Linked DNA regions of Homo sapiens: all the other regions are linked to region 2. Evidence: chromatin loops called from intact Hi-C (ENCODE). Cell type or tissue: Caco-2. All regions are shown on one strand.

Region 1 (5,000 bases), 200 kb after region 2:
GTCCTTGCTTCATCGAACCTAAGCATAAAATCACACAGCTTCCCTTGTACCTTTGCATCTTCATTCTTGTGTCCTTTGTCACATAAAACTATGGCCAAATACATTTGTTATGCTTTTCTTTTGTTAATCTGTTATAGGGGTGTCAGCAGTGATCCTTATAATGGGGAGGAAAGGGATCTTGCCCTTTCGACCCCTACAATAGTAATCATTTTAACCTGGGGGGAAAAAGTAGGAAACCTTGTATCCAAATGGATATAAATAGATAAAGGAATAAATGTAAAGTTTGATGAGGAATGGGATACTGATAGTCTCAAATCCCTTCTCCCCATTATTACCTACAATAGGGAAAAGAATTACTTCACACGGAGAAGGCTGGCAGATACCACCTTAATCAAATAATCAAAAGAAACATCATCAGAAATGAGACATATTTACATTTTTGTCACTCTGACAGGGTTTAATAGGAAGGACCCAGCATCCTACCTTCACATTCCTGTCAAAGATGCATAACATGAACCCCAGCGAGAGGATCCATCAGGCAAACCCAAACTGAAGTGCATTCAACAGAAAAATTGGCTTGTAATCTTCAAAAGTGTTAGATAATGGAAGTCAAGAAAAAAACTAAGGAATTGTTTCAGAGTGAAGAAGAGGAAAGAGATAATGACAACTAAATGCAAGGTGGGATCCTAGACTGGATTCTTTCTTAAAGAAAGGACATTATTGGAACAATGATTGAAACTCAATTGGTGTATAAGGAGTAGACAACATCTGTTGTAATGCAGCAATGCTAATGTCCTGGTGTTGATTGTGTTATGGCTGTGTGGGGGAATATCCTTGCCTGTGGGAAACACTGAAGAACTTGGGGTGATGGGCCTCAGATGGTTCAGGGGAGAAGCTCTTTGTATTGTACGTGAAACTTTCCATAAGTTTGGGAAATTGTTTCAAAAGAGAGAGCATCACCGGGGTGCTTAATTTATCTCTACATGTATTCAGTGCAGTGTGGAACACCTGCTATATGCTGGGTACCAGGGATGCAAGGACACATTCCTGGTTTAAAGAGCTCATGGTCTGAGCAGAAACTCATTTTCAACATGCATTCAACTAGTACTGGTTGAATACCTGCTCTGTGAGCCAAATAAACATCCCTGCTCTCAAGGAGCTTATAGTCTACCAGTAGGTTAAAATATTTGTTGGGTTAGACTCGATATATGCTCTAGAAGGATCCAGACTTGAAACCAGATGAACCAAATTGCTTTTCCAGCATTACTATACTCAATGGCTCTGGGGTCTTGAAGAGATCAGTGAACTGCCCCAAGGCCCAGTCAGCTTGTCTATGAGATAAAGTCTGTAATTCCTTCTTCATGGGATTTGGTGTGAAGATGGAAAAAAGATGTAAAGATACTTCATACAACAACATGTAAATGCTTTTTGGCGGTGGCCTTCTGTTCTGAGTTATGTAAACTTTGGGGTCTAGCTGGGAAGAATCTCAGTGCACCCTCTTTCAACAATAGGCAGAGCACGTGCAGGAACCACCAATGCTTCCCCAGCCAGGGTATTTTGGGGCCAGGAACTCCAGGTGTGTGGGGAGAGGGAAGGAGTGGAAGTGTCCTGCCCCTACACATCCTGGATACCCAGTTTGCTAGTCAGCACTGGGCTGGGGTCAGGGTGAATTGGCCTGTGCTTCTGGTAACAGCCCCCTACCCCTGCTGGACATGCAGGGGCTGCAATGCCCTTTAGTCTCTGAGGTTTTCACAGTCCACACAGGCCCTGGATTCCTCTTGGGCACAACTTCAGAAATAATTTTGGCTCCACGTCTTTTTTTTTTTTTTTAAGATTCACAAAAACTACTTTATGTCTTAAATATATTTGTTCAGTTTTAATATCAATATTTGAATAATATATTAATATGATTCATATTATTCAATGAAAGGTATATCTTCCATAGTCACCCATCTCTCCTCCCAGGAGTTAACCAGTATTATATTTTCTTATGTATGCTTCCAGAGACTTTTCTTTTGTTAGTATACTTTAAGTTCTAGGGAACATGTGCACAATGTGCAGATTTGATACATATGTATACATGTGCCATGTTGGTTTGCTGCACCCATTAACTCATCATTTACATTAGGTATTTCTCCTAATGCTATCCCTCCCCCCTCCCTCCACCCCTCAACAAGCCCCAGGGTGTGATGTTCCCCACCCTGCGTCCAAGTGTTCTCATTGTTCAATTCCCACCTATGAGTGAGAACATGTGGTGTTTGGTTTTCTGTCCTTATGATAGTTTGCTGAGAATGATGGTTTCCAGCTTCATCCATGTCCCTGCAAAGGACATGAACTCATCCTTTTTTATGGCTGCATAGTATTCCATGGTGTGTATGTTTGCCTCCACATCTTAACCAGTCATGGCCGTGGCAATAGTTCCAGACAGACTTGGATGAGTTTTGCCCCGGTCCAATCTGATAGGGCCTCGCCTTAGGCCTGCACCTGGAACTTACACTACCTACCCTGCACTCACACGTGGGCAACCCGGAGCACGGGGCATTCAAGCTCATCGGTCAAAGCCTTGACCAATGGGAGACAGGAGCCAATGGAGAAACGCTTTGCATTTTGCCCCCTGGTGGACCCTTTTTTTTTTTTCTTTTTAGACTCGGCGGACTCTTTTTAGACATTTCATGAGGCTCCTCTGAAGGCCACAGAGGAATGCACTCCAGTTACCTTGAGCAGCCGCCAACCCCTAAGACACTCTTCCATCAGGGTTCGCTTCTCCCGTTTTACTCCCCATCTGTCTCTCTTGCTCGCTGAAATCTCATTCCTAACAACTTGCATGCAAGCTTTGGTTTCAGGCTGTGTTTTGGAGGTGCCCAGGCTAAGATGGGATGAGCTCTGGTCACCCAGAGATCACGGCTGCAGCCTGGGAGGGGCCGGTAGGCTGGCTCTCGCTCGGTGGCGGAGCTACACTCACCTCACTGCAACACTGAGGGAACAGGGGTGTCCTCGGAGTCTTCTCCAGTGCCCTTCTCTCAAAGCCAAGCACTGTTGATGAATCCATCTGTCTCAGGACGGACCTCTGGGCAAACTGGCACCTTCAGCCCCGACCCCCGAGCATTTTGGCTAGAACAGTCAAAGGAAGCCAATCTTAGGTTATTTTAAACCAGCTGTGCGGGGGCATGAAGCTGCACCAGGAATGTCTAATTTAATTAAATGTAGATAAGATGTTTTGAACTGCCTTACTCTCTTGGGGACACCTGGGCTTGGTGAGCCTCCCCAGCTGCAGCTCATCCTAGCCTCCACCTGATGATGCTTGTGGAGGGTGGAAATTTAATTCAGAAGTGCGTGTGCTAAGAATGTCCTATTACCTTATTTCCTTAAGTCAAACCCGATTTGGAGGGTCCATCCTGTTAGGTTGGTGGCGGTGCCGTCCCCGTCACTGTGGGCAGCAGGGTGTGTAGTGAGGGGTTCGCGCTCTTGCCTGGCCACTTGATTTTGGGCTCCAGCTCTACCCCATGGCAGCTGTGTGGCTCTGGGCAAGTCATTTCACCTCCCCTTACTTCGGCTTCCTCACAGTGACTGGGGATAATAATAAGGTCTCTCCTTGGGCTGTGCTAAGGATCCCACGAGGAGACGCAAGGGCTTAGAGCATGGCCTGGGGTTTTAGCCGCATTATCTTGGGTGAGGTAGGGTGAGGCCAGATGCAGATCAAGAGAGAAACTGGAATGAGTTTTACAGTTTTTTTATACTCACGGGTCCCTGGGGGCAAACAGAGGACACCATGTAGGGCCACTCGGGGAAGCATGGGGTCAGTCACGAGGATCGGGGCAATCAAGCACCTCAACTGTGGCCACAGGAGGGAATGGTTAAGGTGAGGTGGGCGGGGCAGGCGGGTGTAGGATTGGGCTGTCCCTGGTTGTCAAGGGCCTGGCTCTGGGGCAGTTAAGGCGGGCACATAATGGCCAGGGCTGTGAGAGCCCAATAAGGGAAGTGTTGAGGTGTGGGAGGGGAGCTGACCAGCCTCCAGCCAGGGCCTCAACACCAGGTCAGAAGAGCATGTTAAACATCATATTACACCTGGCACCAGAAAGCTCTTAATAATGTCGACTCATAGGCGATACGATTCAGAGTCAGCGGTCGGCAGGAAAGTTCTGGCACTCGCCCTGCAGTGCACGGAAATCATGAGGACTCACGTGATGCCAGAGAAAGGAAGAGCCTGTTTCCTGTTCCACCAATGTATGAGTTTCCTGTGGCTGCCGTAACAAATTAGCACAATGTAGTGATGTACAACAGCACATATAATCATCCTCCGGTTCTGGAGGTCAGAAGTCTAACATGGGTCTCGCTGGTCTAAAATCAAGGTGTCCGCAGAGCCGCATCCTTTCCGGAGGCTCTCCAGGACGTTTCTTCTCTTTTCCAGCTCCTCCATTCCCTGCCCATGGTCCTTCCTCCAGCTTCAAATACAGCAGCTGAGTTTTTTTTGTTTTTTTTGTTTTGTTTTTTTTTTTTTTTGAGACAGAGTCTCACTCTGTCGCCAGGCTGGAGTGCAGTGGCGTGATCTCAGCTCAATGCAACCTCCGCCTCCCGGGTTCAAGTGATTCTCCTGCCTCAGCCTCCTGAGTAGCTGGGATTACAGGCAAGCGCCACCACGCCCAGCTAATTTTTGTATTTTTAGTAGAGACACGGTTTCACCATGTTGGCCAGGATGGTCTTGGTCTCTTGACCTCATGATCCGCCTGCCTCGGCCTCCCAAAGTGCTGGAATTATAGGCGTGAGCCACCGCACCCAGCCAGCAGCTGAGCATCTTTAACTCTCTTTGTGACTGTGATTCCCCTGCCTCAGACTCTCACTTATAAAGACCCTGTGATGATCTTGGCCCTACCTCGATAATCCAGGAATATCTCCCCATCTCCACGTCCTTAACTGAACTGCATCTGCAAAGTCTCCTTTTGCCATGGAAGGTAGCATATTCACAGATTCCAGGGATTAGGACGTGAGTATCTTTGAGGAAT
Region 2 (5,000 bases):
TCGGGGCCCCGAATAGTGCCGCATTCTGTGGGCACACGCCGGGCAGATAGAAAGTATAGACGCGACGCGCTCGGCCCCTCGTCGGGCGTCGGGTCCTGGTGCTGTCGCTCAGGTGCTGGTCCCCAGCTCCAAGCCCGCCTCGTAGTCGGCGCTGCGGGTGAGATCGCCCGCAAGCACTCAGTTTACTGGCGGCTGCCTACCAGCGGCTCACTTTCCTCGGGGCGCCTAAAGCTCCCCGCCCGGCATTGCCCCGGGAGCGAACGCTGAGCCCCTGGGACCCAGCCCCGACTCGGCGCAGCGGTTTCCCTCTCGGCTTGCGCCCGGGAGAACCCCCTCCGTCGTGGCGTCGGACGGCGATGCCAGGGCTGAGCGGTGAGCTGTCCCGGGTCCCGCGCTTTGACCGCGGACCAGCCTCAGGGTCCCGCCGCGGAAGCAGGGGGCGCGCCTGGGGCCAGCCTGTAGACCCCAGAGTCCGGCGGCAGGACCCCCGGCGCCACCCGGACACCTGGCAGCAGTTCTCGCCTGCCCTGCAGCCGCCTCTGCATGGAGAAAGAGAATGAAAGAAAACAATTCTAGATGGAGAGGAGGGGAGGGGAGGCCAGTTTGCAAATACTTCGGGAATGAAGTTCCTCAAAGACGCGTTGCGGGCCTTGTCTAATGCTAGGCTGTGACTTGGCCTCTTAACATCTATTTTCTCACGCCTGTAATCCCAGCACTTTGGGAGGCGAAGCGGGTGAATCACGAGGTCAGGAGTTCAAGACCAGCCTGGCCAAGATGGTGAAACCTGGTCTCTACTAAAAAATACAAAAGTTAGCCGGGCGCGGTGACAGGCGCCTGTAATCCCAGCTTCTCGGGAGACTGAGGCAGGAGAATCGCTTGAACCTGGGGGGCAGAGGTTGCAATGAGGCGAGATCACGCCACTGCACTCCAGCCTGGGCGACAGAGTGAGGCTCGGTCTCAAAAAAAAAAGAAAAAATCTATTTTCTCTAACAGCCTAATGATTAGTCCTCTGGGCGTGTCCCTCCCTCCTAGTTTAATCACCGGCCCAGGCGCCCTCATTTACTTGCTTCCGCGGCCACCAGGGCCCCCTGGGCAAGCAGCTCCGCAGAGAGCCCGCCGGCACTCGCGGACGCTTCTAGGCTGGGAGCGGGGAGGAAATGTCACCGGCCCCAAACTCGGCCCTAGGGAAGGCCATCCGCGTCTATACTTCTCAGTGTCCCTGTCGTGCGTTTTCCTTCCAACCCCATGCACACTCATTCCAACATAAAGTCGTGGAAACGGGCGTGCACTGGGCTGTTCCCGCCGAACACCGGGCGCGACTCAGGCTGCCGGAGGCTTCCCGGGCGCGGAGGCTCGGCGGGGTCCCCTTTACGCAGCAATTCCAATGAACAACTAAAGTCCGTACAGATTTTGATTGGAACAGACCCTAAGACTAAGAGCCTGGAAAGAAAAAGGCAAATCACCCAATAAACGCCTGTCTTCGCGACTCTCTAACCCGGTCGTATCGCGAGGGATCCGGATATTGAAAGCCCCTTTGCCGGAAGACTCGGGCGCTGGGAGAAGCCCGCATGGGACAGGCTGCCCCAGTGCCCGCCGGCTCCCTAGAATCGTGCAGCTCTGACCCTTTCCAACGAGGAAAAAATGTTTTTATAAACAATGTTTTAAAAAAAACCGCACACTTTTTTAAAAAGTCAGAATCTCGCTCTTGTCGCCCAGGCTGGAGTGCAGTGACGAGATCCCGGCTCACTGCAGCCGCGAACTCCTGGGCTCAAGATTTCCTCCTGCCTAAACCTCTCCAATAGCTGGGACTACAGGTTTCCTCTTGCCTCAACCTCTCCAGTAGCTGGGACTACAGGCGTGCACCACCATGCCTGTTTTTAATTTTTCTTTTGTAAAGACAGGGTCTCCCTATATTGACCAGGCTGGTCTCGAACCTCTGACCTCAAGCTATCGTCTCACGTCGGCCTCCCAAATGTTGGGATTACAGGCTTGAGCCACCGCGCCCGGCGATAACTCACACTTTTATTAGTTTTTCTTTTCTTATCTTTTTTTTTTTCTCAGTTTTTTATGAGGGTAACGGACGGGGCCAGGGTCATTTATGATTTGGGATCTTGGGGCAGTCAAGTTTGCAACTTCAGCTCAAAAGTCTTACGCTCGGAGCGCGCAGGCTCAGCGCGGGCTGCGAGACTGCGAGTGGAGGGCTTGGGAAGCCGCGGTCTTCGGGAAACCGTCCACGCGGGGAAGGAGAAAGGCACGGTGGGTCCTCGGGGGCACTGGCTCTGTGGCCCGAAGTCCCGGGAGCCTAGTGAGGACTAGACTTCTTTCTAGTAAGAGACCTGAACGTGCCCTCCCGCTGGGCTGCGGACACTGGGAGCCGGGCCGGCGGGTGGCAGGACAGGCAGTAAGGTGCTCATGGGGAACACTGCCCCGGGGAGCTACCGGCCTGGGCCTTGGCCGCGGGCTGGGGCGGTGCGCGCTCCCCGCACCGCGCGCACACTCCTGCACACACACCTGGAGCGCGTCCCGGGGGGGAGGGGGAGGAGAGCCAAAACGAGCGTCTTAAAATAGAGAGCCAGGCAGAGGAGCGCGAGACACCAGAGCGGGAGGCAGCGACTGAGAGCCGCCGGGCACTAGGCGCGCAGGTCGGCGCCGGAGTGGCACGGGCGGGCGGGGGCGGGGTGGGCGCGGACGCCCCTCAGCACACACTCCGCACCCGGCCCTGCAGGAAGCTCGCGCTGATTGACAGCTGCGTTGTCCCAAAAAGGCTCAGCGAAGATGCTGATCTGCGGGTGGGTCTAGACGCGCGGCAGGCGCGCCCGCTACCCGCTCTCCTCCGCGCGCCACCCGAGCCCCGCCGCCTCCCCAGCTGCCGGGAGCGGGGCCCAGGCCCCGCCGTCGCGCCAGCCCCGCGGCCCCAGCGGGCCGGGCACTCGCAGCCGCGCTCGGGCCGGCGGACGCTCGCGCCGGCTCACCATGCACTGCCACGCCGAGCTGAGGCTGAGCTCGCCCGGCCAGCTCAAAGCAGCCAGGCGGCGCTACAAGACTTTCATGATCGACGAGATCCTCTCCAAGGAGACCTGCGATTACTTTGAGAAACTTTCCCTCTACTCCGTGTGCCCGTCGCTGGTCGTGCGACCCAAGCCCCTGCATTCCTGTACGGGTAAGACGCTCCGCTAGGGGATAAGTGGGGTTCGGTAGCTTTCACGTCCGTGTAGGTGGCCTGTGCTTTGCGATCCGAGGGCGAGAGGAAGGGTTAAGTTAAGGGATTCTTTTCCTGCGCCTCAGCAAGCGGTGGGCATTGCAAAGGCATCTGCGACGTGGCCGGGAAGGACCACGCAAGGTGTGGATGGCACGAGTGGAAATAAAGGCGGCAGGGCCTTAGGAGTGGGCTGCTCGCGCAACGCCTGATTGTCCTGCTCGGAGGAGAACGCTTCCTCGTTTCCTGCTGAAAGTTCAAACACTTGAGCAGGTTCAGCGTCTAAATCGTTGTTTCAGGAAGTGGTGGTGTGTGTGAATTTCAAACTTGAGCTTGGCGGCCTTGCATCTCACCTTGAGTTAACTTGTCCAGCCTCCTACTGTCTCCACTGTGAATTTTGCAAGTAAATCAGTATCCTGAGGTTCTCAACAAAATCTCGAATTCACTGAGCTTTGCTTACAATGATCGCCCTCTGAGAAAGTAGTTCTGAAGTACATTGTCTTTGTGGCACAAGCCGAAAAGGTCACCCTCGTTTGTCTTAAGTCAAGCCGAAAAGGTCACCCTCGTTTGTCTTAAGTGACCAAAACCAGCAATGGTAACAATGAAAACATTACTCACACCTGGTTTTCTCTCTTCACGGGAGGTAAGAGCAATAGTAAAGATAAAGAGAACTTAATACATATATTGAAAACGTAGTAGAGTTTCTATCGAAAATAAATCCAAGGTACTTTTAAAATTTTGAATGCATTAAGAGAAGATCCAAGTTTCAAAGTATCTCGGCATTGTTAGGATTTAGGTTATGGAACATGGGTATAATAAAACGAAAAAGAAGTAGGAGCACTTTTTATCAGAAAAAAGTTATTGAGTGTGCTTTCCATTAAAGGTAAGCATAAAGTATTTCCAAACCAAAAGAACCTTTGAGATTGTTAGTTGCATGAGAGGCATGAGATAAATTAAATTACACTTAAAATGAAAAAATGAAGGGCCAACAGTTTTGGAAGATATTTTTTGGAACATTTGAGTTGTTAATGCTCAATGCGTGGAATCCTGTATTTTCTCTTGGTTCCATTGATAGTCCCTATATGACAATCAGTAAACATATGATAAATACATACAGTGAAGTTCTTTTAAAACCAAATTGTTCCTACATGTATTTGGTTGTAAAATGTATACTGTATTCAGTTATGCCTTTTTAAAGTTAATTTGTCTGTAAGGTAGAATTAGGCCTGATGTCCCATAACAAGCCTTGTAATACTGAATTTTTAAAACCAAGAAATATATGAAACAAGGAACAAATAAGAAATTTTAGAAACAAGATAGATCTCCTGAGAACTGATATTTTTACATTTGTGTATAGGTGGTTGTGGACCCTTGGACACATACATACTGAATAGGGGTGATAAGTTGAATATTGTTTTGAGCACAAATCATCCTTTGTTATAATAACTCAATTCCCTTCGAGGAAAAAGAGAGGATCTGTTTCAGTCATTAACATTGCGTATGGGACATTCCCAGGACAAAACAGAACAACTTCTAAGCACCTAGGTAGAGCCTAGTGCCGGCAGAATTTTCAGTGACTTTGTGCTGTGTTGACTTGAAGGCAGCTTTTCCTGGCTTATAGGAGTCACAGAATTGGATCATAGAAGAAAACGTGGCAGAAGAGGAGTAATAAATAGCTGCAGAGAATAGTCATTCAGTCAGAGGTGGCTGAGTAAGTGTCGTGTTTTATTGAACCTTGTGTGGGAAATAAATCAGAGGAAAAAAAAATGATTCATATGTAGTTTTGTGAGTGTTATAAGTGAAA
Region 3 (5,000 bases), 83 kb after region 2:
CCAAGTCTGCGCGTCTGAGTTCCTGTTCTGGATCACTGTGCCCTCGGTTTGCTTACACAGGTTCTGCAAAGTTTTGCGAAGACACAACAGCAGCCCTGTTTTTTTTTTTTGAGACGGAGTCTCACTGTTGCCCAGGCTGGAATGCAATGGCATGATCTTGGCTCACTGCAACCTCTGCCTCCTGGGTTCAAGCGATTCTCCTGCCTCTGCCTCCTGAGTAGCTGGGCTTACAGGTGTGCGCCACCACACCCGGCTAATTTTTATATTTTTAGTAGAGACGGGGTTTCACCATGTTGGCCAGGCTGGTCTCGAACTCATGACCTCAAGTGATCTGCCCGCCTCAGCCTCCCAAAGTGCTGAGATTACAGGCGTGAGCCACCGCGCCCGACCCCAGCAGCCCCACCTTGACAGCCAGTTACCACATAGGTCTCATGCTATGAGCCATGAGCCCTCAAACTCGTCTGAACAGATCTGTCCAAAACCAGCCTTTCTGAGGCTGGCTTAAGGTTTCTCCGAGTCTGGCCAGTTCTAGAACTGTCTTGAAGAGGGGGTATGAGGGCACTGTGAGCCTTTTCTCCCATCCACAGAGTGCTTAGAGTTCAGCCACCCTTCTCATGACCCTTGAACTTTATTCCACCTCAGCCTTGCCCCACGACCCTGGGCTGGGTCTGGCTTAGAACTGGACTGGAGGCTATGAAGCTCTGTCCTCCTTAGAAATACTGTTTTGTTAGCCTGGCCTAGTGTCCGCTCAGCAGAAAGTGAGCAGGGACTTAGCAGTCACCTGGCTGACAGTCTGCATTAAAGACCATCCCAAGGGCTTCCCCCCACTCTCTCTCCCACCCGGATCAACGCTAGCTGGTAGTCGGATCGTCTGGCAGTTTTCCATAGGTGCTACCTAAATCTTCCCCCGCATTGTATTTGAAAGGAACCTTTGAGGGGCAGGTAGTGTTGGGGTTAAAGAGCTAAAACATGCTTTGCACAAAAACTTGTTTCTCAGGATTTCTACGCATTTAATTGCCTGTGTTTGCCTACAGCCCTGAGTGTCTCTGTTGCTCTTTGTGTAAATATCTCCTCTTCCAGTCCCCTCCTACTCTCCACGTGGTAGCCCTTGTTAGTGCTGTGTCCCTTCCAGGCACAGCAGTATCTCTCCTCCTCTTTTGACTCTGCCCTAGAGTGCCCTGTGGCCAAGGGTCCTTTCTTCTGGCCACCTGGCTTGCCTCTTTCTTAGGCTTCTCAGCATAATGGTTTGAAGTCACCATTCCCTGCAAGTGTTCTTAATTAACCTCACCTTTTCTCCAGTCTATTCTGTTAACTCCTGCCTCATCTCTTCCTCTTAATGCCCCATTTGTAATTATCATTGCGGTCCTGACATATTTCCAGGGGACATGGATTAGTTTTTTTCCCCGACTAGAGTGTAAATTCCTCGAGGCGTTTTTTTCAGTTTATATGTTCTGAGTTCCTTTTGCTGTGCTGAAGTCTCCAAAGCCCAAAGACAGGACTTAGAGGATCTGGATTCTCGTGGTCTCCAGCTGACTTCTGTCTTGGAGGCTTCTCCAGGAACTCAGCTTTCAGGATTGGAGCCAAAATCTCAGAATAAGCAGCAGCCAGAGACATCCTTTCCATTTTGCAGAGGGGTAAACTGGAAGAGATGGCAACGACTTGAGAGAGGGCCTCAAGGCCAACCAGGACCAGAGCCGGTGCAGCCCTGCCCTTAGAAAGCAGTGCCTGGGACCTCCTACCACCAGAAGCTCGTCAGCCACCATCCATGCCAACAAGTATTTCTTCAACATTTATTTTGTGCCTAGCCCTGTGCTAATACTATGGGAGGAAGGTGGGTGGGAGGGGGAGAAGGGGGCAAAGTAACCTGTTCCTTCCCTCAAATACACTAAAATCTTGTTGGAGAAACTTATAATCTAGTGAATTTGGGGGTGGGGCCAGGGATTCCAGCCAAGGTTTTATAATATTTACACCTCCCCTTACGCTGCACGATGGCGTTCTTTCTGGGCAAGAAAGGTGATTCATGGAAGATGCATTCCTAAGCACATCCTCACCAGGCTAAGACACTAAGAGAGGGTTCATGCCTTAGGTAGGCCTCTTGTGCCCCTGGAAGGGTGATTAACACTGGAATAAGAGGTGTTTGCTAAATTCACCTGAGTATGCCTCTAATCCCAGGTTGTTAACCAAATCCTGGGTGGAGAATGGTTTGGGACAAGCAGGCAGATCCAGATAATACTGTCTGTAATCTGGGCACCGATCCTGAGGAAAGTGGCTGCCACCAGCCTGGTTTCCCTGCCTTGCACTTTGCCTTTGCCTTACCCATGGACAGTGGATGGGGCAGCCTTCCTGCCTCCTTTTCCACTCTGCTTGCACTCCATCCAGGTGTGCTCTGGCACTGGCCTCCACCTGCTGCTCTGTGCTGTCAGCCTCTGGCATCTGCAGGTCAGCCACGGCCAGGAGGGGCCGGGGCGGAAACCGCCTGCCGAGGGGTGCTGTGTAAATCACCATGACAGGCTCCTTTCATGCCTGCCGGCCTGGCCTCCTTTCTTTCCCAAACCCTCTTCCTTTCTGTTTATTTTTGTTGCGGATTTATTAGACACACAGTTAAGTGCCCATTTAGCTCTGCAAACTGTCATCATGCCTGCTTCATGATTAAGATCATTCACTCACAAAAGCCTTTAAACATTTTTTTTAAAGAGGGTGGGGGAGGCATGGGGGACAGGAGAGGAGGAGGAAATAGTGCCCCAGGTTAGTGAGGAGGCCAAGAACAACCGAAACCCAAGCAGCGGCCTCTCCTGTAGCTCAAGAATGTAACAAGGGCCCTCACAGTTGCCCTGAATTTACCCTGTTTGTCAAGACATGTATCATCGCTCCTGCAGGATTCTGAGGTCTAGAGTTCTTCTTTGTCTGGGCTGCCAGAGAGCAGACGGTGTGGGGCGGGTTCAGTGGCTGCTGTGCACCTGCTCGAAATGGTTCCCAAGAACCTCTGGGCATGTCAGGCCAAATCTGTGCCCCTTTGGGATCCTCAGTCAATTTCCTCAATCCAAACTCTCTTGGTTTTCCCAGGGCTTCCCTCCTTCTGGTGGCATCTCTTCCCAAGCACCTGGCTCCTTAAACACACAAATTGCTCAGCTGAAAGTAGCAAGAGTCCTAAGTGTGGTGGCTCACGCCTGTAATGCCAAACACTTTGGGAGGCTGAGGTGGGAGGACTGCTTGAGCCCAGGAGGCTGAGGCTGCAGTGTGCTGTGATCATGTCACTGCACCCCAGCCTGGGCAACAGTGCAACCTTGCCACACACACACAAAAGGTAGCTAGAGCCTGGTCCAGTGTCATTTTAATGCATGTAGACTATATATCAGGCACCAGAACAAGGAAGTTCTTTATATCATCACGTTTCATCACCTCAGCAGCCCTATGCAGTAGGTCCTATTACTGTCTCCATTTCAGAGGTGGGGAGACTGAGACTTAATGTGGCTAGGTAACTTGCAGAGTTATCAACACAGCTGGGAGGTTTTTTATCCTTATATTGGGCCTGTGCTTACCTCCAAGGAGTCTGAGTTGGCCAAGCCTGATCTCAGAGCAGAGTGCCGAGGCAGGCTGACCCTGCACCCCCCAGCATGGGTGGGTGCCCCTGCCCCTACACTGCTGTAATGGGGCCATCTCTCACAGCCTACTCTCACTGTTTAGGGTGCAGTCCTCCCCTCGAGTGTGAATGATCAAGCCCTCCATCCACTCACCTGTACTAGCAACAAGTCTGGGTTCCCCGCCACCTCTTTGGTTGTGTATCAGGGGGTCAGGAACATTTGAGGGCATTGGAGTGTGTTGGCACGTGCACTGACCTTGGGAGGGGTGCCAGCCTCTGGAGGAACTTGGAGGGTGAGCCCCCATCTGAAGCACAGTAACAGGACAGCGTCCTCACTGTGGTGCAGCAAGCCTCGCTAGGGTACATGGCTTCCCACATCAGAGCAGGAGGGGCACAAGTGGAAGTTTGAACCTCAGTAGATGCTCCTGGAATGCCAAGTCCTCTGTCCAAGCTGCAGATGAGGATGCTGCCCCTTCTCAGCCATTGTCGCAGTGACCGCTGAGGTCTCAGTAGCCTTGGGGCCCTGGCTCTGGCCCCAGGATCACTTGGCTTCTGCTCCTTAAAGGCCCGGAGCTACTCTTCCTTTCGCTGCTCCCCCATCTCTTTTTCTTCTCTGGTTTCTCTTTTGGCATTTCTTTTTATTTGCAGTGTGTTTTCAATGCAAATAAAGTCCATAATATGAAAAAGTTACTATGAACAGAGCATAATTACACACATACAATGAACAGTCAAAACAGATGTTCCACAAGCAAATATGAACCAAGAAGGAGTGTTCATTCACCCATACAGAAGCTTGGGATGTGTTGGAGCTGGTTGTTTTGTATTGCTTTCTAAGGATGGCAAATATTTGCTTTTGTTATCAAAGGTACTATGCTTGCTGGGCCCTGGAACACCAGTGCGTGGTCATGGGAATCAGAGACTTCAATGGGTGCATATTTCTAAAGGCTTTTGCCCTCGGAGGCAGCTGTAAAAAACTTTCCAGAATTGAGCCAATTCTAGACTTAGTGGCAGGATCTGACTATTTAAAGCATCAGCTGATATAGAGTGCTCCAAAGACAGCTAACTTTATTCATAAAGGTGAAAAAAAGTATTTATAGACATAGCATACCAGAATTTTTGGGAGGTGAGTTTCCAATGTTCAATTTACTTTATTTTTGACATTTTGAAAATTAAATAAATCTTTTACAATTTTACATATATTTTACATATGTTGAAATAAAAAGCTCTAATTTAAAGTTATTTGGGGTCATATTCCTGTAGCTAAAAGAATCCAGCCCTCTTTTGGTGAATGGGGATGTGTGAAAGGAAATATCTAACTTTTGACCTTTTTAACACATAAACCAGATTTAATAACTAGCCTTAGACTTTGAGTAGCTTCCAGTCCATCATTGCCCTGGCACATGTCAATTACTTACAGCAA
Region 4 (5,000 bases), 320 kb after region 2:
AAAATATAAAAAAATTAGCCGGGTGTGGTGGGGGGCGCCTGTAGTCCCAGCTTCTCGAGAGGCTGAGGCAGGAGAATGGCGTGAACCCGGGAGGCGGAGCTTGCAGTGAGCCGAGGTTGCGCCACTGCACTCCAGCCTGGGCAACAGAGCAAGACTCCGTCTCCAAAAAAAAAAAAAAAAAAAAAAAAAACTTCACAGCATGGAGAGCAGGCCCACTTGGGACACAGAATGGGCATGTGTCAAGGGCCCTGGGAGGAGGTGCTGGAAAGGGACAGTGGAGAAAAGGGGGGGACAGCCGATCAGTCCCCTGGGCCATTCTGCTTGCCTCCTCACTAAGAATAGTAGCATCTCCCCTCGCTCCCACTGCTTTCTGTGGCTCTCAAAATGCTTTCGCATGCATTTTCTCACTACAGCCTCAGAACAATCTTTAGGAGTAGTGTTATCTTCCCCATTTCACAGATGAGAAAGCTGAGACTCAGGGAGGCCACATAACTCGCCCAAGAACACATAGCCAATTAGTGGCAGGTATGGGGCTCCATTTAAGTATATGACCCCGCTCTGGTTCAGTATTCTTATCCCCACCCCAAATAAAGAGAATCACACGACCTTATTGTGATAATAAATAGCAACTGTAGTCAGAGGGAGAGAGGCCCAGGGAGGAACAATAATCTAACTAAGACGCTTGACATTGGAAACTCCTGGAGGGCAGGGCAGAGATCATGCAGGAGATTTAACAGCACCCAGCACAGCTGCCCACGCGGAGGTGCGTCTATGCTGAGCTGCCACAGCAAGGCTGCAGTGCCTGGCCCGGAGCTTGGTCACGCTGACCTCCACGGCAGGAACTGAGAGCAGCATCTACTCCCAATCCTGCATAAGAGGTCATAGAAACACCCTACAGCCCAGGGGGGAGCCAGTCCCGGCCAGGAGGTGGCGTCACAGTTCAGAGAGGTGCCAAGTGAGCAGAAAACAGCTCCTGGTCTCTGTAGCTGAGAGAGACAGAGCTGGACATCCTGGCCCGATGGAGCTCTGGGTGTTGTTCCCACAACAGCAACAGCACAGAGCGCTGAACACACACCCCACAGTTCACTGTCCGTGGCCAGGAGGCCATTCAAAACGTGATTGCTGGTTGTCAACTCCAAGAACTAACAGGAGTGAAAACTCACACACACACACCCCCAAGAATGCAGGCTCTGCCTGGCACGCAGGGAAGTCTGCCCTCGTGCCTGGGGTTCCTTCCTCTGTGGGCATCCCATCTTCAGAGCCTTGGCTCTCCCTTCCCCTGAGGGATTACTCACCACTTCCCTAACACTGCCGGGCTGCCCTGCTTTGCTGCCATGGAGTCCAGTCATCAGGCAGATTCATTCACATCTACGCGCCTGAGTGGTACTGGCCACCACGTAACGGAGTGGACATCAAACAGAGAAGTGGGCAACCTGGAATTGGGTGCCAGTCCTCGAGTCCCTCATCAGCCAAAAGAAAATCATCTCATGAATGCCTACCCTCCAGAAGTGTCACGGGGAGACCATCAGGTGTGTACCAGAAGCACTTCCTACGCTGCAAAGCAGCAAAGAAAGGCAGCCTCTATAGCGGTTTGTAAAGAGTGCCTTGCAGAGAGGACACAGCCTGGCTGATGAGTTTCCAGCAGCAGAGCTTTAGGTATGATTGAATCTTGGAGAGGAAGAGACTTTGGTTCTGTTGAGCCTGCTCCATGTTTCTCAAAGCACACACCACCCACTCTGCCAACAGGTAAAGCTTCGGATGGAACCTGCTGTGTTCTGTCCTCTTCCAGCTGAGCCAGGCCCGCGGGCCCCCTCCAGGAGCTCCGGGCAAGCAGCCCCTCATGGCCCGTGGTGGAACTGCACCCTCAGCACTGGAGAGGGCGGTCGCAGGAGCCTGCGAGGAAGGTGGGGTCTCAGTGCTTTCGCACAGGGCGAGTGGAGCTGGAAATGCAGCCCCCAGTAGTTTCAGTTATTCCATGTATGGCTTTTCTCTCTCACCTTGCACCTTTAGACCCTAATTTCCTGTGAGCAATGTGCTGGGAAAACTGGCAGCAGCTCTCTGGCAACCCTGGGGGAAAGAAGCGAAGTGGGGTAGAAGCGGAAGCCAGGGGCAGAGGCTGGGTCGGTCCAGCCAGCCCGCGAGGGCTCCCACGCAGCAGAGGTTCCACTGAGAGGAAGCCGGGGCTGGCCCGGCCGGGAGACTCCCTCCACGCCCCGTGTGTGGAGTGCCCGGGCACCCTATACCCTCAAGGTGGCCTTGACCTCTGGAGACAGGTGTTGGCTCCTTGAGTCACCAACAGCAGGGACCAGACCGGGAGGTGTTTCTGGGCGGGAAGGGCTGGGCCAGGCCAGGCTCCAGCAGGCCCCCTTGTGGTCAGAGGGGTTGCCTGCAGGATGATCGGCTTGGGAACCAAGGCAGCCACTCCCCACATGGGAGTTGGACCCAGGCTTGAAGGACACATTGTCACATCGATTCACTCTCCTGGGAGGCCTCCTTGTCACACAAGATGTCCTGGCCCCGGTGTTTTTCTTCACCATATTTCTCCCAACTGTAATTGTGTAGTTCCTGGGGCGCTTATCTCTCAACGTCCATCTCTGTGAAAAAAGCCGTGACCCTCCAGGATAAGGTCTGTGCGTGAGACCCCCTGTGTGGAAAGGACGTATGAAAGTCTCAGGACTCTACCTAAGAGCCAGGACCCGGCTCAGGTCGCAGCTCCACTGCACCAATGCCCCTCAGCCCCAGGAGAGACTGAGATCTCTGTAAACAGCAGAGATCAGCAATACAGGCCTTGCCCTGCTGAAACTTCCCTCTGAAAGGAAGGATAATGCTTTCAGCCAAGTGCCTGCCCAGAGCTCTGCAGGTGTGTGGCATGGAGGGCCTGGTGCCCCAGGAGGAGCTCAGCCTCCTGCCCCACCAGAATGGCCCGGGGCTCCCCAGGCTCCCTGCGATCCTGGCTCTCGTCACACCACTCTCCAATCCCACATTTGGTCCTCTGTCATGTCCATGAGGCTGTGGGTGCACCCTGTCATTGTTTGTATCCCCTGGCGATTAACACAGTCCAGGCAGAGAATCAAGTCAACAAGAATGAAGGAGAAAGTGGATCAATGAATGTTGGGCCCTATTTAGGGGCTGAGGACACAGAGATAAATAAAATTCTATCTCTGCCCATGCAGGGTTCAAAGTCAAATTGGGGGACACAAAGTAATAATCACAGTACAGTGAAATTCATGTGTAGAGTGAAAGTCATGTTTAAGGAAGCTTTATTAGGGCACATGACAAAATATCCATGACTATGTTTTAGCTGGTCAGGGAAGGCTCCTTGGAGGAGGTGACTTGGAACAGTCTTAGAGGAAAGTAAAAATTCCAGGCAGGGATGAACAGGGCTCCCAGGCAGGGCACCTCATGTGAAGAGGTACAAGAAGCCAGAGTGGAAATGTGCAGAGCTTACTGTGGGGACCTAAGGGTGGCACGTACACCGTTGGAGCCAGCGCAGGAGCTGGCCTGGGGTGCCAGAAGGGATGGAAGAAAGGTTCCCAAGGGGGTTGGAATATCAAGCAAGGGATAAGTTGTGGGGTGGCGAAAGGATTGTAAGCAGAATGCTTGACTCCCCAGGGGTTTTTTTCCAACAGGATTCTCTGACGGCATTATAGAGAGAGGAGAGGAGGGGAAGAGCCTCAGTCAGGAGGCTCTGTGGGATGCTGTTGCCTTGGTCCAAGCAAGAGACAAGGCAGGCCCTGAGCAGGATGTGGCGGGGGGCTGGAGTGGGAGGACGGATTTCAGAGATATTTAGGAGAAAGAACTTGGGGCGCAAAGGAGAGGTGGGGAGAAAAGAGGGTGAAGGAGAAATAAGGTAAAGGGGAACAGAAGCCAAGCATCAGCTTCTCCTGCCTCTTCTTCTGCAATCCTCACTCCCCAAGCACGGACCAGCCAAGGACAAAGACCCAGCTCACTGGTCAGCCTACACATGTCTCAGCTATTCTTCTCATGAAAGAGGATGTTTTAGAAACCCTGACCTGAGCTGGGTGGTCTTATTTGTAACAATATTGTAGATGGCACATAGAGGCACTTGGATAAATACTGAATGAGGCCGGGTGCAATGGCTTACGCCTGTAATCCCAGCACTTTGGGAGGCTGAGGAGAGCAGATCACTTGAAGCCAGGAGTTCGAGACCAGACTGGCCAACATGGAGAAACCCCATCTCTACCAAAAATACAAAAAAATTAGCCAGGCATGGTCGTGCATGCTTGTAATCCCAGCTACTTGGGAGGCTGAGGCAGGAGAATCACTTGAACCCAGGAGGCGGAGGTTGCAGTGAGCCGAGATTGTGCCACTGTACTCCAGCCTGGAAGACAAGAGTGAAACTCCATCTCAAAAAAAAAATAAATACTGAATGCATGATTTAGCAAGTGAATGAGTGAGTGCATGAATGAATAAATGAATTCTTCACAACTTATCCCAGGACAGACTGACTAGCAGGTTTATCCTTGCTCAAAAGAGGAACCCCCAGGTTCCTCCCTGCTGCTGCTTTGAGTCCACGTGCCCAGGGCTTGCTGGCTGCCCAGGCTCAGCTGAGACTCACAGTTGTTTGTCTAAATCTTCCTCTTTTGGAGGTCAGAACTGCAGACCTGGGAAGGGGATTGAACTCCAGAGCCTGCTTTTTCTGTGCAGGGGCTAGAAAGATTGAAAGATACAAAGATGGAAACCTCTGGATTTCTCACCAGTTGGTTGACTACCCTGAAAGAGACTGTCAAAGTTATGCCTCCTTTCCAAATGATCTCACCCACTGCCAGGAGATGATCTGCGTGACCTACAAGCAAAGGCAGATAGCAACCAAGAGCTGAAATTAAAGTAGTGGAAAGATTAATTTCCCCATACAGGGCACTTCCCCACCCCCCAACCCTGCTTTTTGTTTTTTCGTTTTTTTGGGTTTTTTTTTTTGCACAGGCAGCAATTCAATAAATAATTAATGCTTGCTAATCTTTTAGCTATTTCTCCTGTTG
Region 5 (5,000 bases), 280 kb after region 2:
CAGTTTTCCCAGCACCATTTATTAAATAGAGAATCCTTTCCTCATTTCTTGTTTTTGTCAGGTTTGTCAAAGATCAAATGGTTTTAGATGTGTGGTATTATTTCTGAGGGCTCTGTTCTGTTCCATTGGTCTATATCTCTGTTTTGGTATCAGTACCATGCTGTTTTGGTTACTGTAGCCTTGTAGTATAGTTTGAAGTCCGGTACGTGATGCCTAAAAATATGGAGAGAATTTCTAGCAACACAGCTGCCTATGCTGACTTGGGCTTTCCTCTTATTTCATCTACACACAGAAATCCTAACTAAACAAAAGAACAAAGAAAAAAACTCAAATTGAGAGATGGTGGAAAATGGGAGGTAATACATTGGCCCAAGAGTTTTTTCAGCTGGCAAATAAGCCCCAGGGACTGTGGACTGTTTTTTATGTTTACACTGGCATAGGATAACTGGTCTTGGACATGCATAAGTTTGAAAACTAATTGAATCCTCTTTATAAATCTCAGAGACACAATCAATGTGCTTCTTCCCAGTTCCTGGAAAGGGAACTTTGAAAACTCCATCCATCAGGCTGGGCACAGTGGTTCACACCTGTAATCCCACTGGCACTTTGGGAGGCCAAGGCGGGTGGATCATGAGGTCAGGAGATTGAGACCATACTGGCTAACATGGTGAAACCCTGTCTTTACTAAAAATACAAAAAAATAGCTGGGCATAGTGGTGGGCACCTGTAGTCCCAGCTACTCGGGAGGCTGAGGCAGGAGAATGGCGTGAACCCAGGAGGCGGAGCTTGCAGTGAGCCGAGATCACGCCACTGCACTCTAGCCTGGGCGACAACCTGTGGAAGTAGCAAGGAAGCTGATGGAGTTAAAACAAAACAAACCCAAAAAAGTAATTTATGAGAAGTTAAAACTCCAGGCCTGTACCATGTAAAGGTGTAGAGTCTAGAAGAACGCTGCACGAAGATACAGGAATCCCAAATCAAGGCAGCTGCATAAACATACATCCTAAAACCACTGAAATTCTGTGCTCCAATAAAAGCAACTGAAAAGTTACTTTGTAGAGGCACTTAAGTCAGAAAACACAGAATTCCCTCAGAGGAAAAAAAGTCAGGCTTAAAACAAGCTCACAACCAAAATTATAAACCACATAAAGAAACAAACAACCATGGAGTGAGGGAGTATATATGAGTGTTAAGAAGATACAACAAACAGACTTGGCACCTCAAGCACTGAAGATAATTACACAATTTGAGAAGACTTATATGGACACGTAAGCTGATTAAACAGACAAATGGAAGAATAGAAGCCACAATATCAATAGAAGAAAGTTTGGAAAAGTAAAAAGCAAATTTGATTTTAAAAACTACATAGGTCGGGCATGGTGGCTCATGCCTGTAATCCCAGCACTTTGGGAAGCCGAGAAGGGCAGACTGTCTGAGGTCAGGAGTTCAAGGCCAGCCTGGCCAATGTGGCAAAACCCCATCTCTACTAAAAATACAAAAAAAAAAAAAAATTAGCTGGGCGTGGTGGTGGGCACCTGTAGTCCCAGCTACTTGGGAGGCTGAGGCAGGAGAATTGCTTGAACCCGGGAGGCAGAGGTTGCAGTGAGCCTAGATCATACCACTACACTCCAGCCTAGGTGACAGAGCAAGGCTCCATCTAAAAAAAACAACAACAACTACATAATGCTTTTACAAGTGAAAAGCATTGTCATTGAAAATTTAAACCTCAACTAACAGGTTAAATAGCAGATCCAACCACCTAGAAAAAGAATGCATTACTATTTTGAAAAGTTGAGCATTCACATATTCTATGTCTCAGCAATTCCATTTCTTGGAACATAACCAAGATAAACCCAAGAAACATGAATAATAATGTTTGTAGTAGTGCTGTTCACAATAGCAAAAACCTGGAAACCACTCAAATGCTCATTGACAGAAGAGTGGATAAATAAACTGTGATACAGTCATGCAATTGCAAAATGAAACATTCTAATACAGTCAAAACAAATGAATTACAGCTACATGTAGCAATTGGGATGAACCTTGATAACATTATTGTGAATTAAAAAAAAAGACGATTTTCACCACTTTTAAAAGGTTACAAATTTTTTAACTTTTTTTAACTATAAAATGTGCTTTTTCGTAATACATATATTCTTAAAATATGAGAACTATAAAATGTGCTTTTTTGTAATACATATATTCTTAAAATATGAGATAAAGGGTTTTTTTGCAGTTAAGGAATAATAAGCACAAGGTTCACGGAGTGGTTACCTTGGATGAGAGGAAGTATTTGAACAAGGTGGGGAGGAAGCACATGGGTAGATATACATTATTGTGAGCCCTCTAGTCCCTAATTTTTCTATGCTATTAGTAAATAGATACATACATGAACACATAAAAGAGGGTCATGCATGAACAAATGGCAAAAGTATATAATGAACCAAAGATTTAACTTCAGTCTAATTCTGCATACCTGAGATTTTAAAATATCTGTAGTCGATCAGACATAGCTAAAGATGCTACCAGTGAACTACAGGATAATTGAATTTGAAATTTCACATACAGAGATAAAGAGATTAAATAGAGATAAAGAGAGAAATAAAAGGATGGGAATACAAAAAAGCAGCTGATATATGGAGAATAGAATGAACAGGAGCAACATTGGACTAGGGCCTACCTAACATTCTGGAGAGGCATACCAGAACATAAAACACAGAGAAAGAAATAATTGAGGAGACTATGGCTGAGAATTTTTAAGAATTGAAGAAAGAATTGATTTATGAAAAAAGACTATAAGAATAGAAATAAGGATCAGGCAAGATGACCAATGAGATGCAGCCAGGTGGAACACACCTGCCACCAAGGGGCTGAGATGATTGGCACACTCCCAGCAGATTTTCAGAAGAAAGGCACTGAGAGTGGACAGAGGGAAGACACAGAAGCTGAGCTGAAGGAGGAAGAAGCTGGGAACTCTGCATGGGGCTACCATGCACCAGGACTCATTCCTAGCCCCCACAACTTCAGGGGAACAAGTGAGTTGAACTGACAAGGAGCAACCCACTCTCACCACGGGCCTCTGAAATCCTGACAGGGGGAGACCCCTCAATCACCACAAACACTTGAGTTGGCAGGGAGAGCTGCTTAGAGAAGTGGCAGGGGCAGCCCAGAGGGTTTGGTGCAGGAGCATCTGTAGTGGAGCATGGCCAGGGATGGCCATCCCCTTAGGCTCAACTGGCTCCCATAGGAGACTTTAGCCCTAGGGAAACTGTTGAACCTGAACTCTGCAGGGCAGTCTTGCCCATCAGATGGGGCCAGTCCAACCTGATCACCCCTTGGTCTGCTGGCCCAGGGCCCCAGCCTGGCAGTACCTGCTTGTAGGTCAGCCTTGGGTTCCCGGGGGGCTTCATCATAGTTTCTGTGCTGGCGGACCATGCCTGACTAGTGAAGAGCTCCAGTAGGGTGGCCCCCATGGCCATACACCAGCCCACCTGCTCCCTCTCCACACTGCAGCTTCCCCCTGGCTCACTGCAACCCCTCACATTGCTTTGCAGGCATGTGTGTGCATGGGCAAGTTTTGCTTTCCTTTCCCTACCAGCACTCATGTGTGCACGCATCCTGCCCTGCCACTGCTGCTACAGGAGTACAGTCTTCCCCCAACCCTGCCAACCACCATTGCAGTCTGGGAGCTTTGAAAGGCACAGAGCCAGCCAATCCTGCTGCCACCAGTGCACTATCCTTGGGCCAACACTGCCAAGGGAAATAAAGTAGGCATGGAGAACAGCAGACCCTCCCTTGCCCTGAGTGACCACCTCTGCATGTGAGGCACATATAATGCACAAAGACCTGTACCTGCCAGTGCCCCCAACACCACTACCAGTGTGACTCCACAAACAGACAACATCAGAGTCCCCCAGAAGACTTCCCAGCAGAAAGTCTACAAGCCAGAAGAAATTAGGAGCCAATATTCAACATTCTTAAAGAAAAAAAAATTTGAACCCAGAATTTTGTATCCAGCCAAACTAGGCTTCATAAGTGAAGAAGAAATCCTTTTCAGACAAGGAAATGCTAAAGGAATTTATTATGACTAGACCTGCCTTACAATACCTTCTGAAGAAAGCACTAAATATGGAAAGGAAAAACCATTACCAGCCACTAGAAAAACACACTTTACACAGAACAGTGACACTATAAAGCAACCACAGAAACAAGCCAATATAATAACCAGCTAACATCATGATGAGATGATCAAATCTACACATATCAATACCAACTCTGAATGTAAATGGGCTAAGTGACCCAATTAACAGGTACAGAGTGGCAAGCCGGATAAAGAACAAAGACCCAATGGTATGCTGTCTTCAAGAGACCCATCTCACATGCAGTGACACCCATAGGTTCAAAATAAAGAGATGGAGGAGAATCTACCAAGCAAATGGAAAACAGAAAAAAGCAAAAGTTGCAATCCTAATTTCAGAAAAACATACTTTAAACCAACAAAAATAAAAAAAAAAGACAAAGAAGGGCATTACATAATGGTAAAGGGTTCAATTCAAAAAGAGCTAACTATCCAAATTATATATGCACCCAACAGTCTCACACAGATTCATAAAGCAAGTTCTTAGAGACCTTTGAAGAGACTTAGACCTCCACACAATAATACTTTAACTTTAGACTTTAGACACAATAAGACTTTAACACACCACTGACAGTATTACACAGATCATCAAGGCAGAAAATTAACAAAGATATTCAGGACCTAAACTCAGCACTGGATCAAATGAACCTGATAGACATCTACAGAACTCTTCACCCCAAAACAACAGAATATATGTTCTTCTCATCACTACATGGCACACACTCTAAAATCCATCATGTGATCACACATAAAACACTCCTCAGCAAATGCAAAAAAGACTGAAGTAATAACAACCAATGTCTCAGACCACAGCACAATCAAATTAGAAATCAAGACTAAGAAAATCACTCAAAACCATACA

Evidence for each region. Hi-C counts contacts between places; a loop is a spot of excess contacts. Peaks named below come from ENCODE experiments on the same cell type or tissue, not always from the same donor. Only the 100,000 strongest peaks of a DNase experiment are listed, where the experiment ranks them.
Region 1: a loop joins it to region 2, with 6 times the contacts of the local background. A loop is called at or near these places in 2 of 110 quality-filtered maps.
Region 3: it touches region 2 in a loop (8-fold over the local background); 2 of 110 quality-filtered maps call a loop at or near these places.
Region 4: it touches region 2 in a loop (5-fold over the local background); 39 of 110 quality-filtered maps call a loop at or near these places.
Region 5: it touches region 2 in a loop (5-fold over the local background); 6 of 110 quality-filtered maps call a loop at or near these places.

The regions. Positions count from the first base shown.
Region 1 is chr11:129,570,459-129,575,458 of GRCh38, forward strand. No RefSeq gene overlaps it. Among named protein-coding and RNA genes, the nearest start is that of LINC01395, 44 kb to the right of the region's middle. In Caco-2, a CTCF peak has its summit at 2,580 (motif pointing left); no DNase peak of the experiment used is centred here.
Region 2 is chr11:129,373,063-129,378,062 of GRCh38, forward strand. It overlaps BARX2 (BARX homeobox 2), which reads left to right and starts at 2,786. Exons shown (of 4, transcript NM_003658.5): 1 at 2,786-3,160. The coding sequence starts at 2,974. In Caco-2, CTCF peaks have their summits at 3,059 and 3,307; DNase peaks (open chromatin) are centred at 2,469 and 3,039; H3K4me3 peaks cover 2,528 bases; H3K27me3 peaks cover 298 bases.
Region 3 is chr11:129,456,474-129,461,473 of GRCh38, forward strand. No RefSeq gene overlaps it. Among named protein-coding and RNA genes, the nearest start is that of BARX2, 83 kb to the left of the region's middle. In Caco-2, no CTCF peak of the experiment used is centred here; DNase peaks (open chromatin) are centred at 1,108, 2,468, 2,808, 4,488 and 1 weaker place.
Region 4 is chr11:129,693,876-129,698,875 of GRCh38, forward strand. No RefSeq gene overlaps it. Among named protein-coding and RNA genes, the nearest start is that of LINC01395, 79 kb to the left of the region's middle. In Caco-2, CTCF peaks have their summits at 1,822 and 2,374 (motif pointing left); DNase peaks (open chromatin) are centred at 925, 1,846 and 2,366.
Region 5 is chr11:129,651,119-129,656,118 of GRCh38, forward strand. No RefSeq gene overlaps it. Among named protein-coding and RNA genes, the nearest start is that of LINC01395, 36 kb to the left of the region's middle. In Caco-2, no CTCF peak of the experiment used is centred here; no DNase peak of the experiment used is centred here.